2 separate regions of the Homo sapiens genome follow, and region 2 is linked to region 1. A link is an interaction called in ENCODE POLR2A ChIA-PET data of the cell type or tissue named here. Cell type or tissue: A673. All regions are shown on one strand. Each heading gives the region's core, and the rest is flanking DNA. Links, peaks and the distances in the headings are about the cores only. Region 1 overlaps SH3GL1 (SH3 domain containing GRB2 like 1, endophilin A2). Region 2 overlaps FZR1 (fizzy and cell division cycle 20 related 1).

Evidence for each region. Peaks named below come from ENCODE experiments on the same cell type or tissue, not always from the same donor. Only the 100,000 strongest peaks of a DNase experiment are listed, where the experiment ranks them.
Region 2: POLR2A ChIA-PET joins it to region 1 with 6 read pairs; 2 of 35 experiments call an interaction of 5 or more read pairs at or near these places.

What each region holds. Positions count from the first base shown.
Region 1 is chr19:4,376,642-4,382,002 of GRCh38, forward strand. All of the region lies in intron 1 of SH3GL1 (SH3 domain containing GRB2 like 1, endophilin A2), which reads right to left. Among named protein-coding and RNA genes, the nearest start is that of SH3GL1, 21 kb to the right of the region's middle. RefSeq lists enhancers at 929-1,661, 2,647-2,726, 3,187-3,236, 3,287-3,386. In A673, for the core only: no CTCF peak of the experiment used is centred there; a DNase peak (open chromatin) is centred at 3,011; H3K27ac peaks cover 1,738 bases.
Region 2 is chr19:3,516,030-3,521,390 of GRCh38, forward strand. All of the region lies in intron 1 of FZR1 (fizzy and cell division cycle 20 related 1), which reads left to right. It overlaps LOC124904617 (a long non-coding RNA gene), which reads right to left. Exons shown (of 2, transcript XR_007067099.1): 2 at 2,134-5,074. Among named protein-coding and RNA genes, the nearest start is that of FZR1, 12 kb to the left of the region's middle. RefSeq lists enhancers at 85-911, 912-1,736, 2,017-2,819, 4,423-5,223. In A673, for the core only: no CTCF peak of the experiment used is centred there; no DNase peak of the experiment used is centred there.

The DNA.
Region 1 (5,361 bases), core at 60-5,059:
ATCTCCCCTCAGAGCTTTTGCTCTCGCTGTTCCTTCTCCCTCACTGAGCCTCCCTGGATCTTCCCATGCTGGGTCTTAGCCACCAGGGCTCTGTCCATCCAAATGTCCCCATGGCTGCAAGGCTGCCCCACCCTCCTGCTATCCTCACGGGGCCTCGCATTCCTCTTGCTTGCTTGTTTTCGGGTCCCCTGCTGTCCCGTCTCAGACACAGGAAGCACTCTCCAATGCTTAGCGCCCTAGAATAAAGGACCCCGGGCAACCTCTTGGGGGTCCTCGCCACATCCCACCCCTTGACAGCAGCTAAGCTCCGGGGGCAGCAACTCCCCGCAGTGACCCGGAAGGCAGCCAGATGATACTCCTCCCATCACCTTCCCTTTTGTGGCTCGTGGACGGTTCACCTGGGCTGACACTGATGGAGGCCGCCAGGCCCATTCCCAGCCTGGAGCTGGCTCCCTCCCCAGAGAGCTGCAAGGTTGGGAAAATTTGCAAAGAACAAAACGTGAGCTAGGCAGGCCTAGCCTGACTCACATCCTGGGGACCCAGCTACCACATTTGGGCAGTTTCTTATCCAGGAGGATGCCCGGGAACAGTGACAGGTCTGAGGTCTGGGCGGATAGGACACGGGAGAGGCAAGCACTGGAGGCCAAACAGAAACCGCCTAAATCCCTGCCTGGCTGCCAGCAGGGAGGAGGGCACTGAGGTTCTCTACAGAATGCGTGGTGGGCAGAGCTGTGAGCGGGCACTGAGGAATGTGCCTTCACCTGTCTCCTCTGCCTATCTGGCACACTTACACAGGGACACCAGGCTCTGGTGACAGGTGACTCATGCCCATGGTGGCCCACAGTCACGAAGACAGGTTTTCTGAGGTGTGGCTACCAAAAGCACCCAGGCCAGAAGTCATCCCGGGTGGCACGGGGCAGGGCAGGGGGTGGTGAGAGGCGGTCAGCAGCTCTGCACAGCCAGCCGCGCCTGTGCACTGGGGCCCTCTGCGAGCATTAGGTGCCAGCAGCTGTCACCTTGCAGTGGCCACTCCTGCCCCCTCGCCAGGTCACGTGCACTGGCTCTGGCGCATGGGTGCCCCTGGCCGCTCAGAGGCACTGCCTGCTCCTTACACAGTGATGTCGGTGGTGGAAACCCGGGCTGGGAATCTCAGAATTGCTGACCACGGCCTCAGCACAGAGGAAGCAGGCAAATGGCCCGAGTCCCCCCACCATCTCCCCTGCAGCGAGAAGACTGCAGCCTCTCCTGTCTGAAGACTCGCGTTTGGGTCCCGGGCCTGGGAGATTCTGGCGGGTGCAGCCTGCTTCCCAGGGCCCCTTCTGCCCCGCTGTGGCTCATCGTCCTTGGAGGGACACCACTCGGGACAGGCTCTCGTCGCCAACCCACCCCAAGTTCTCTGTCCTCAAACACAAGCTTCCTGCCAGCAGGGCCAGGCACAGGGACAGGGGTGGCAGAGGCAGCACAGGGCCTGGCACCCAGGTGGCGTCAGTCACTGAGTATATGGTGAGATAATAAATACTAGTTGTTGAGATAACAAATAAATAAGAAGCAGCCCTGCCCTCGGGAGCTCAGGTGTGCCAGTAACACATCAGAGCAAAGGTGTGCCGTAACGCCACGAGGCAAGCAGGCTGACGTGGGATTAGGGTGCCTGGATGGGCGACACCGGGACTGGATGTGGTTCCAGCTCTGCCGTTCGGGGCTGTGACTCTGAGCAGGAACACAAACCCCTCTGAGCCTCGGTTTTCTCAACCATCTCAGGCGTGGATGTGCTTTAGAAACTACACACCACCAGGCCAGGTGCGGTGGCTCACACCTGTAATCCCAGCACTTTGGGAAACCGAGACGGGCAGATCACCTGAGGTCAGGAGTTTGAGACCAGCCTGACCAACAGGGAGAAACCCCATCTCTACTAAAAATACAAAAATTAGCTGGGCATGGTGGTGCATGCCTGTAATCCCAGCTACTTGGGAGGCTGAGGCAGCAGAATCGCTTGAACCCGGGAGGCGGAGGTTGTGGTGAGCTGAGATCGCGCCATTGTACTCCAGCCTGGGCAACAAGAGTAAAACTCTCTCAAAAAATAAAAATAAAAAAAACAGAAACCATACACCACCCTACGATCCTAGGCTACTGTGCACTGAGCAACTGAGTCCCGAGGAATGATGGGTGTGGGGCCGGCCAGGGGTTTCACCTCCGCCCCACGACACTGCCTCTGAGCCCAGTTTTTCTGGAGCAAGAGGCTTCATGCAGGCCCTTAAGAAGAAGAAGAAAAGGAACACACCTTACCTGAGTCACACCCATCTCCAAGGGACCCTGGTGAGGCACTCACAGGACCACGCACACCAGGAAAAACTGGCTACAGCTGGCTGATCGTGCACGAAATCTCATGTTGCGCCCAGAGCGCCTCCAGATCAGCCACAGAGTCAAGTCCCGGTTCCAAAATGCTCACAGCACGGGACATATTTGTCAATGGCCGTGACACAAATTCTGAGGTTCTACTGGCGGACGAGGGCGGGAGGAAAGAAGCAAAGGACTGCCAGGCTTGGTGGCTCATGCCTGTAATCCCAGCACTTTAGGAGGTCAAGGAAGCAGATCACCTGAGATTGGGAGTTCAAGACCAGCCTGGCCAACATGGTGAAACCCCAGGCATGGTGGCTCATGCCTGTAATCCCAGCTACTTGGGAGGCTGAGGCAGGAGAATTTCTTGAACCCAGCAGGTGGGGGTTGCTGTGAGCCAAGATCACACCACTGCACTCCTGCCTGGGTGACAGCGCAAGATGCTGTCTCAAAAAAAAAAAAAAAATAAAGCAGCAAAGGACCAAGAGAGAAAATGACTCAACTTAAAAAGAAGGTTGGTAGAAAATTCCCCACATCCCTGACACACACCTGCTGCTGTCTCACACCCCAGGCAGCTGCCACAGCCGCTGCGCCCTCTCTCCTGTTTCCCAATCAACCTGCATTCCTGTCTTCCTACCAGCTGGGAACTTGGCACAGCTGCCCATCCTGAACGCAACTCCTTCCCTGGGGATGTCCCGCCCTCCCTGCACCTCTGCACACCCACGCTCTTCCTGCCTTCGAGAACGTGCCTCTGTGCATGGGCGAGCCTGTGGCCGTGACTGTGACCCCTCACTGCCAGGATGGCTGCTGCTGCGACGTCAACACAAAGCACGCCGCTCTGCCTTGTGCTTACTTGTATTTTGGGGGGAAAGCAGCCCTGCCCCCCAAGGCTTGCTTCTCTGTTGTCATCGCCCCAAAGGACAAGGGACTGGTGCTGCCACTTCCTGAGCTACGAGCAGTAAGAATATTCAAATCTCTCCCACCCTGCCATCATGGTCTGGTAGCCAGGCTCCTCCCAGGGTGGCTTCCACTTCCCTGGAAGGACTGGCCCCACGGATGCTGCATGGGCTCAGGTTGGAGGGGAAGGACACGGCAGGGCAGACCCATGCTGCTGGGGCCCCAGTGCTGGGGGCCTCCCTCCAACACCTGCCTAAGGGATGCCCAGGGCAGGGCTCTCTCCCTGCACCGGAAACTCTCCCTCCTTTCCTTGCTTCTTCCTACATCCAAATTCTGCCCATTCTTCAAAGCCACGGTCTGGAGCCATCACTGAGGTCCAAGTCAGGCTGAATGAGTATTTACCTGTGCCAGGTACAGTGGAAAAGGAAAGACACGTAACCCAGGCTCGCACACACACAAGAACCTAAGGCCCTATGACAGACAGGACGCCAGCGGGGAGGGGCCGCTTCCTCCTTGCGGGGAGGGAGCCAGGGTGAGGCAGGAAGGAGGTGGCCGTGGCCGTGGGCTTTTAAGGATGGGTGGGATCTGGGAGCACGCAGGAGAGAGGGCATGACATGAGCCTGCAGCAGTGAGGCTGGCTTGGAAACATGCCCAGGACAAGGTTTGGAAGTGCCCGTTTGGAAGATGTGGGAGGGCGTCACGGGTGGGTATCTGGCTCCAGCTCTTGGACTGGAAAAAACGTGCGTCAAACTCATGAATTGTCAACTGTCTTCAGGACAGTCGGCGGTTTTGAACATGATCTGCTCTGGTGTTTCTGGGGTGTGTGGTCCCCTCAGGCTTAGACGGGCAATAGCATGTTCTGTGTAAACCTGAATGAGGGGACGGTTTTCAAAATCCAAGTTAAGTAACGGGGACTGAATTTTCTATCAGTCCACTAGCTTTTAAGTCACCAAGGTGGGATTCCAGAGGCCAGGGAACAACTTCTGCGAAGTTGAAGATTAGTTCCACAGAGTGTCACAGCCAAGGAAGGCTGGATGGAACCCCAGCTCTTAGCAGGGCACCTCAAGCCAACATGGCAAAGTGAACCGGTCCTATTTCCTTGTTGATTTCAGGGATGAGAGCTAACAGAGGAAAAAACAACTCTGTTTCCCCACCGGCCTCCTCTCCCTCTCTCTGTTCCCCCAGCCTCTCTGTCCCCCTGCCTCTCTCTGTCCCCTCTCTCTGTCCCCTTTGCCTCTGTCCCCCTGCCTCTCTCTATCCCCCTGCCTCTCTGTTCCCCTGCCTCTGTCTCCCCTGACTCTCTCTGTCCCCCTGCCTCTCTCTCCCATCTCTCTCTGTCCCCTCTGCCTCTGTCTCCCATCTCTCTCTGTCCCCTCTGCCTCTCTCTGTCCCCCTACCTCTGTCTCCCGTCTCCCTCTGTCCCCTCTGCCTCTCTCTGTCCCCCTATGTCTCCCGTCTCTCTGTCCCCTCTGCCTCTCTCTGTCCCCTCTGCCTGTCTCCCATCTGTCCCCTCTGCCTCTCTCTGTCCCCCTACCTCTGTCTCCCCTCTCTCTGTCCCCTCTGCCTCTCTGTCCCCCTACCTCTGTCTCCCATCTCTCTGTCCCCTCTGCCTCTCTCCGTTCTCCTGCCTCTGTCTCCCCCGCCTCTCTGTCCCCCTGCTTCTCTGTCTCCCGTCTCTGTCCCCCTGCCTCTCTCTGTTCCCCCTGCCTCTCTCTGTCTACCCTGCCTCCGTCTCCCCTGCCTCTGTCTCCCCTGTCCCTCTCCACCCCCTCTGCCTCTCTTCATTTCCCCCGCCTCTCTGTCACCCCCCACACGCCTTTTTTTTTTTTTTTTTTTTTTGAGACAGAGTCTCGCTCTGTTGCCTAGCTGGAGTGCAGTGGCGCGATCTTGGCTCACTGCAAGCTCCACCTCCCGGGTTCACAACATTCTCCTGCCTCAGCCTCCCGAGTAGCTGGGACTACAGGCACCCGCCGCCACGCCCCGCTAATTTTTTGTATTTTTTAGTAGAGACGGGGTTTCACCATGTTAGCCAGGATGGTCTCGATGACCACAACAAATCGCCACAAACCTAGTGACTTACAGCCACACACGACGTCTTCAACGACATATTAAAGCAACACAAAGTCTTCA
Region 2 (5,361 bases), core at 362-5,361, 860 kb before region 1:
TGCATGCTGAGTTTCTAAGGATAAATTCTTAGAAGTAGAAATACCGCATCACAGAGGATGTGCATTTTTTAAATTTTGGAAGCAGTTGCCAAATTGCCTTCCTTTGAAGCCGTAGCAGTTTGCAGCTTCTGCCAACCATGAGTGCGTGTGGCTGTCTCTCCCCACGCCTGGGATGGTGAGGCCGAGTCCCCCAGCCCACAGCCTCCCCCACCGTCTGACGGGCGGGAGGGTGGTGTCCTCGGTTGGATTGGCAGCTCCTGACTGCGAGGGAGGACTGGTCCTTTCCCAGTGCGGTTTGTTGGTGTCCTTTGCTACTTTGGGCTCTCCTGTGGGTGGCAGGTGCTTCCCTCAGTTTGTCATCTGTTTTTTAACTGTGTTGGTGGTGTGTCTGCCCTGCGGACTCCCAATTTTCCCGGTGTTGAATTCCACAGCCATGCCTCTTATGGCTCCTGGATTTTGTTCTTCCTGCAGCGCAGCTGAGCGAGGGGCTTAGAGGGGTCGCTGGGGGTCCCGGAGCTGAGCTGAGCACCGCTAGCAGCACCGGGCAAGTGTCCAGGTGAGGTGCCCCGGGAGGCCCCAGGCCCGGGATACAGGACCCTCCAGATCTCGGAGGTGGGAAGACAGTCTGCACACCCGTCTTGTGCACCCCTGCCCTCACTGCAGGGACAGACAGGAGCTGGGTCTCAGGCTGCTGGGCAGGCCTGGGCCCTGTGGTTTTGCCCACCAGCCTTGGGCAGCGTTGAGTGAGTTGTGTGGCCAGTAGACTGACAGCTGCTGCCCACCTGGCAACGTTTGGGCCATTGGCTCACGGCGTCTCTGTTGCCCCGGAGGGCTTGTCAGGTGCAGCCATGTGCTGCTGGGCAGCGATGTGTGCCAGGGGCCGTGTGCAGCTGCAGCTGGCGCCCGGTGTATTTGCTTTCAGTGCTGACTTCAGGGCAGCATCAGTGTTCTGGGGAAGTGGGGGATGATATTTTAGCCAATCACAACCAGACTCTGCCAGCAAGTGCCTCAGTGCACGCGGTTACCACCGCTGCTGCCAGTGACACTTGTTTACATTCTCTCATTCTGGAAAAATGCCAGCTGGGCGCGGTGGCTCACACCTGTAACCCCAGCACTCTGGGAGGCAGAGGCAGGCAGATTGCTTGAGCCCAGAAGTTCGAGACCAGCCTGGGCAACATGGGAAGCCTCCATCTCTACAAAAAATACAAAAAGTGGCTGGGTCTGGTGGAGTACACCTGTGGTCGCAGCTCCTCCAGAGGCTGAGGCAGGAGGATCACTTGAGTCTAGGAGGCAAAGGCTGCAGTAAGCCATAATTGCACCACTGCTCTCCAGCCTAGGTGACAGAGTGAGACCCGGTCTCAAAAATAAAAATCCTGGCTGGGCGCTGTGGCTCACACCTGTAATCCCAGCACTTTGGGAAGCTGAGGCGTGTGGATCACCTGAGGTCAGGAGTTCAAGACTAGCCTGACCAACATGATGAAACCCCCTCTCTACTAAAAATACAAAAAAATAGCTGGGTGTGGTGGTGAGTGCCTGTAATCCCAGCTACTTGAGAAGCTGAGGCAGGAGAATTGCTTGAACCCGGGAGGCAGAGGTTGCAGTGTGCCGAGATTGCACCACTGCACTCCAGCCTGGGCAAAAAGAGTGAGACTCTATCTCAGAAAAATAAATGAATAAAAATTTTAAAAAGATAAAAACTCCAGGGCGCTCCTGTTTGTCCACACTTAGGTCTCTGGAAATGAATTGCATCACCAAGGTCTCTGTGTGAAACAAGATAAACAAAAAAGGGTCATCTGAAATGCTGTGATTTGTAACTAAACAAAGTTCTTTTTTTTTTTTTTTCCTTCCTGAGACAGTGTCTTGCACTGTTGCCCAGGCTGGAGTGCAGTGGTGCGATCTCAGCTCACTGCAGCCTCCACCTCAGCCTCCTGAGTCCTGGGACTACAGATGTATGCCACCACACCCAGCTAACTGTTTCTTTCTTTTTTTTTTTTTTTTTTTTTGAGACAGAGTCTCACTGTGTCACCCAGGCTGGAGTGCAGTGGCACGATCTCTGCTCACTGCAACCTCCGCCTTCCAGGTTCAAGTGATTCACCTGCCTCAGCCTCCCTAGTAGCTAGGATTACAAGCATATGCCACCATGCCCAGCTAATTTTTATTTTTTAGTAGAGACGAGGTTTCACCATGTTGGCCAGGCTGGTGTCGAACTCCTGAGCTCAGGTGATCTGTCCACCTCAGCCCCCCACAGTGCCTCTGTTTGTATTTTTTGTAGAAACGGGGTCTCGCCATGTTGGCTGATCTCAAACTCCTGGTATCCTCCTGCTGTACCTGGCAGCTAAGTTCTTTAACGAGTAAGATTTGCATTACAAAGTTTTTCCATTGTTGGAGAAGGCCTAGCCAAGGGTGCTGAAAGTACAGAAGCCACAAAGGCTCCCACCAGGACACGGGAAGGGCTGGGCCCCACCTGCAAAGTCAGATCTGGAGCAGGGGCAGTGCTGGCATGGAATACAGTCCTGGAGCCGTTCCGCTTGTGCCCGCGCTCCTGTGCCCATGGGTCCCTCTGCGAGGTGCCAGGTCTTGGGGAGACTGTCCTGTGCTGGGATTTGAAGTCTGCTGGTGCCGTTGTCCATCTTGCTTTTACTTTGGCAGCTAGTTGTTGGGGGCCACTTTTACAAATGTACTTCCTTTAGCAGGCATGGTGGTGCATGTCTCTGGTCCTAGCTACTCAGAAGGCTGAGGTAGGAAGATAGCTGGAGCCCAGGAGGTGGAGGCTGCAGTGAACCATGATCAAACTACTGCATTCCAGCCTGGGCGACAGAGCGAGAGACCCTGTCTCCATAAAAAAAAGTGTTTCCTGGCAGCACATGCCACCACCTGGAATGCTTCTCCACCAGCTTGATTTTCTCCCACTACCTCCTCTGGTAGGGAGCTCACTCCAGTGGGTGGGTGGGGCTGTGGCCCTGTCATTGGGAGGGCTCTGTTCATGTGTGTTGGTCAATGAATGACCCTCCCCACCACATCCAACACAGGATGGGGCTGTCAGAAGTCAGGGGCCGTGGGGGCACAGAGAGGAAAGAGAGAGGGCAGGGCCCCCCATGCGAGGCTGGGCAGAGAGAGGGCCTCCAGGACCGTGGGGAGCATAAGTGTCTGGGGAAGCCCCGTCCACACCTGCCACCCTCTGAAACATTCAGTCACACCTGCAGAGTCCCTGCTGCCCTGCAAGGTGGCCTAGGCACAGGTCCTGGGGTCAGGACCCTACGCCCCTGGCAGTCCGGATCGTCTCTGCCCTGCGGCAGCCGCGTCTACGTGGTGAGTCGCCTGCTGGCTGCATGGGGCTTGTGAAGCCGCCAGTGCTGGGCGACCTGCATGGAGCCGACGGTGGTGGCTGATCTACCCCAAGGAGGGCGGAGGGCTGGCCTCCCTCTGGTCTCAGATTTGCTGGACTTGAACAAGTTCCTCGCCGCTTGGCTCTGGGACTCTTGGAGTCTGAGCAGGGGCTCCCTCACCCCTGCTCTGAAGCTCAGTGTTCGGGTCCTGCCTGGTTTTTGGTGTGCCAAGGGGTACAAGCTACTGTCTGGGCAATGCTGCCTGTGAAGCCGATGTTTCCAGCTGTCCTCCCCAACCATGGCCACAGCTGACGTCCTCTGTGGCTGCACGCACCACCTCTGCACAGCCTGGACTGAGCACTGCACTTCCGACGGAGACTCCCCCAGGAGCCCCTGCCCCCAGGGTGGGGTTTTCATGCCACAGTACTGCCTTTGCAAGTGGTCTCTGCTCCGCGGTTTCCTTTCTGTAAGTGCTGGAGGATCTGTGTAGATCCCCCTTCATCTGTGAATCGGTCCCGGGGGGCCCCACACCCACAGCTCTCCTGGGGCTCAGGATCTGCATAGATTCCCTGTTCATCTGCAGATCAGTCCCGGGGGGCCCCACACCCACAGCTCTCGTGGGGCTCAGGATCTGCGTAGATTCCCTGTTCATCTGCAAATCAGTCCCGGGGGGCCCCACACCCACACCTTTCCTGGGGCTCAGGTCTCTATAGACCCTCTGGCTCCAGGCTCGGGAAATTGTCCCCCAGAGGCTGTCTTCACTGGGGACAGATGCTTAGGCCTCTCCTCGTCCTGGGATGGCCAGTGCTGGCCCAGGAGTGGTCGGGTGTGGTGGGGACACATGGGCCTTTGGGGCTGCGGGAGGCAGCTGTGCCCTGTGGAGAACCGGTGGGGACTGTGGGTGGGGAGAGGCCATTCTGGGCGAGGGAGAAGGGGATGGGGAGGAGGCTGGTGACATGACCTGGCCCCAGTAGGGGGCAGGCTGGAAGGAGGGAGAGCTGCTGGCCATTGCTCTGTGGCCGCGTGGGCCACCCTTTGGGCCCATGTGCTTTGGGCTGAGCCATGTAGAGAACCCTGGGCCTTCTATGTGGTCGTGGGCATTGCTGCCCTGCACTCTGCCTTCGTGTCCTCATCTGCACAGGCGGTGGGCGCTGGCACCCGTCCATGAGGCCTTGCAGAGGGGACACGAGATAAGCCACGAAAACCCACTACCACAGGACTGTGGGCTGCATGCTCTTGTCCCTCAGAGCCTGACTGGCCCCATGTGGCCGAGCCAGGGACCACATGCGTCCCTTGACTGCGGGCCCAGTCAGCGCTGCCTGCGGGCTCTTGCAGAAGAAACAGCCCTGCGGTTGATCCTATCTCCAACCCCAGGCCGGGAGCTCGTCAGAGGCCACCTGGAGCTGTGGAGGTGGCAATCAGGCCAACCGCCTCAGTATCTCAGGACAGAGTGGTGCTCGGGATGACAGGAGCAGCACCAAACCCGCATGGGTCTGTCCCTACCTGGTGACGCAAGCCAGTGCATGCCTCAGGTGTCTGTTTCCTAAAAAGGCAGGTGTCGCCTCGGCCCTTCTGGTCTCCGTGAGTCAGCCTCCTCCAGGGCCCTCCCAGGTCTTTTGTGTCTGGTGTCTCTCACAGGGTGCAACGTCCTCAGGGCGTGTCCGCGCTGTGGCCTGGGTAGAGCCTTGCTCCTTTCATGGCTGGGTCGTGTTCTGGCGTGTGGAGGGCCGCGCTGGTTCGTCCCTCACCTGTTGATGCGTATGTAGGATTTTGCCGTCTTTTGGCTGTTGTGAATTGTGCGTCTGTGAGCATTTGTGTACCAGTTCCTGTGCCTTTCCCATTCTCCTGGGTGTGTATCTAGGAAGTGCTGGGTCATGTGGTGACTGTGGGTTTCTCTTGCGTAGACATAACTTTATCATCACTTAACATTAGTAGCAGAACGGGACTAAGCTTTCATCACTGACAGACTCTGTGTTTAACGATTGAGGAACTTACCTGCCAAAGAAGTCACCAGGGACTGGGGAGAGGGATGGGG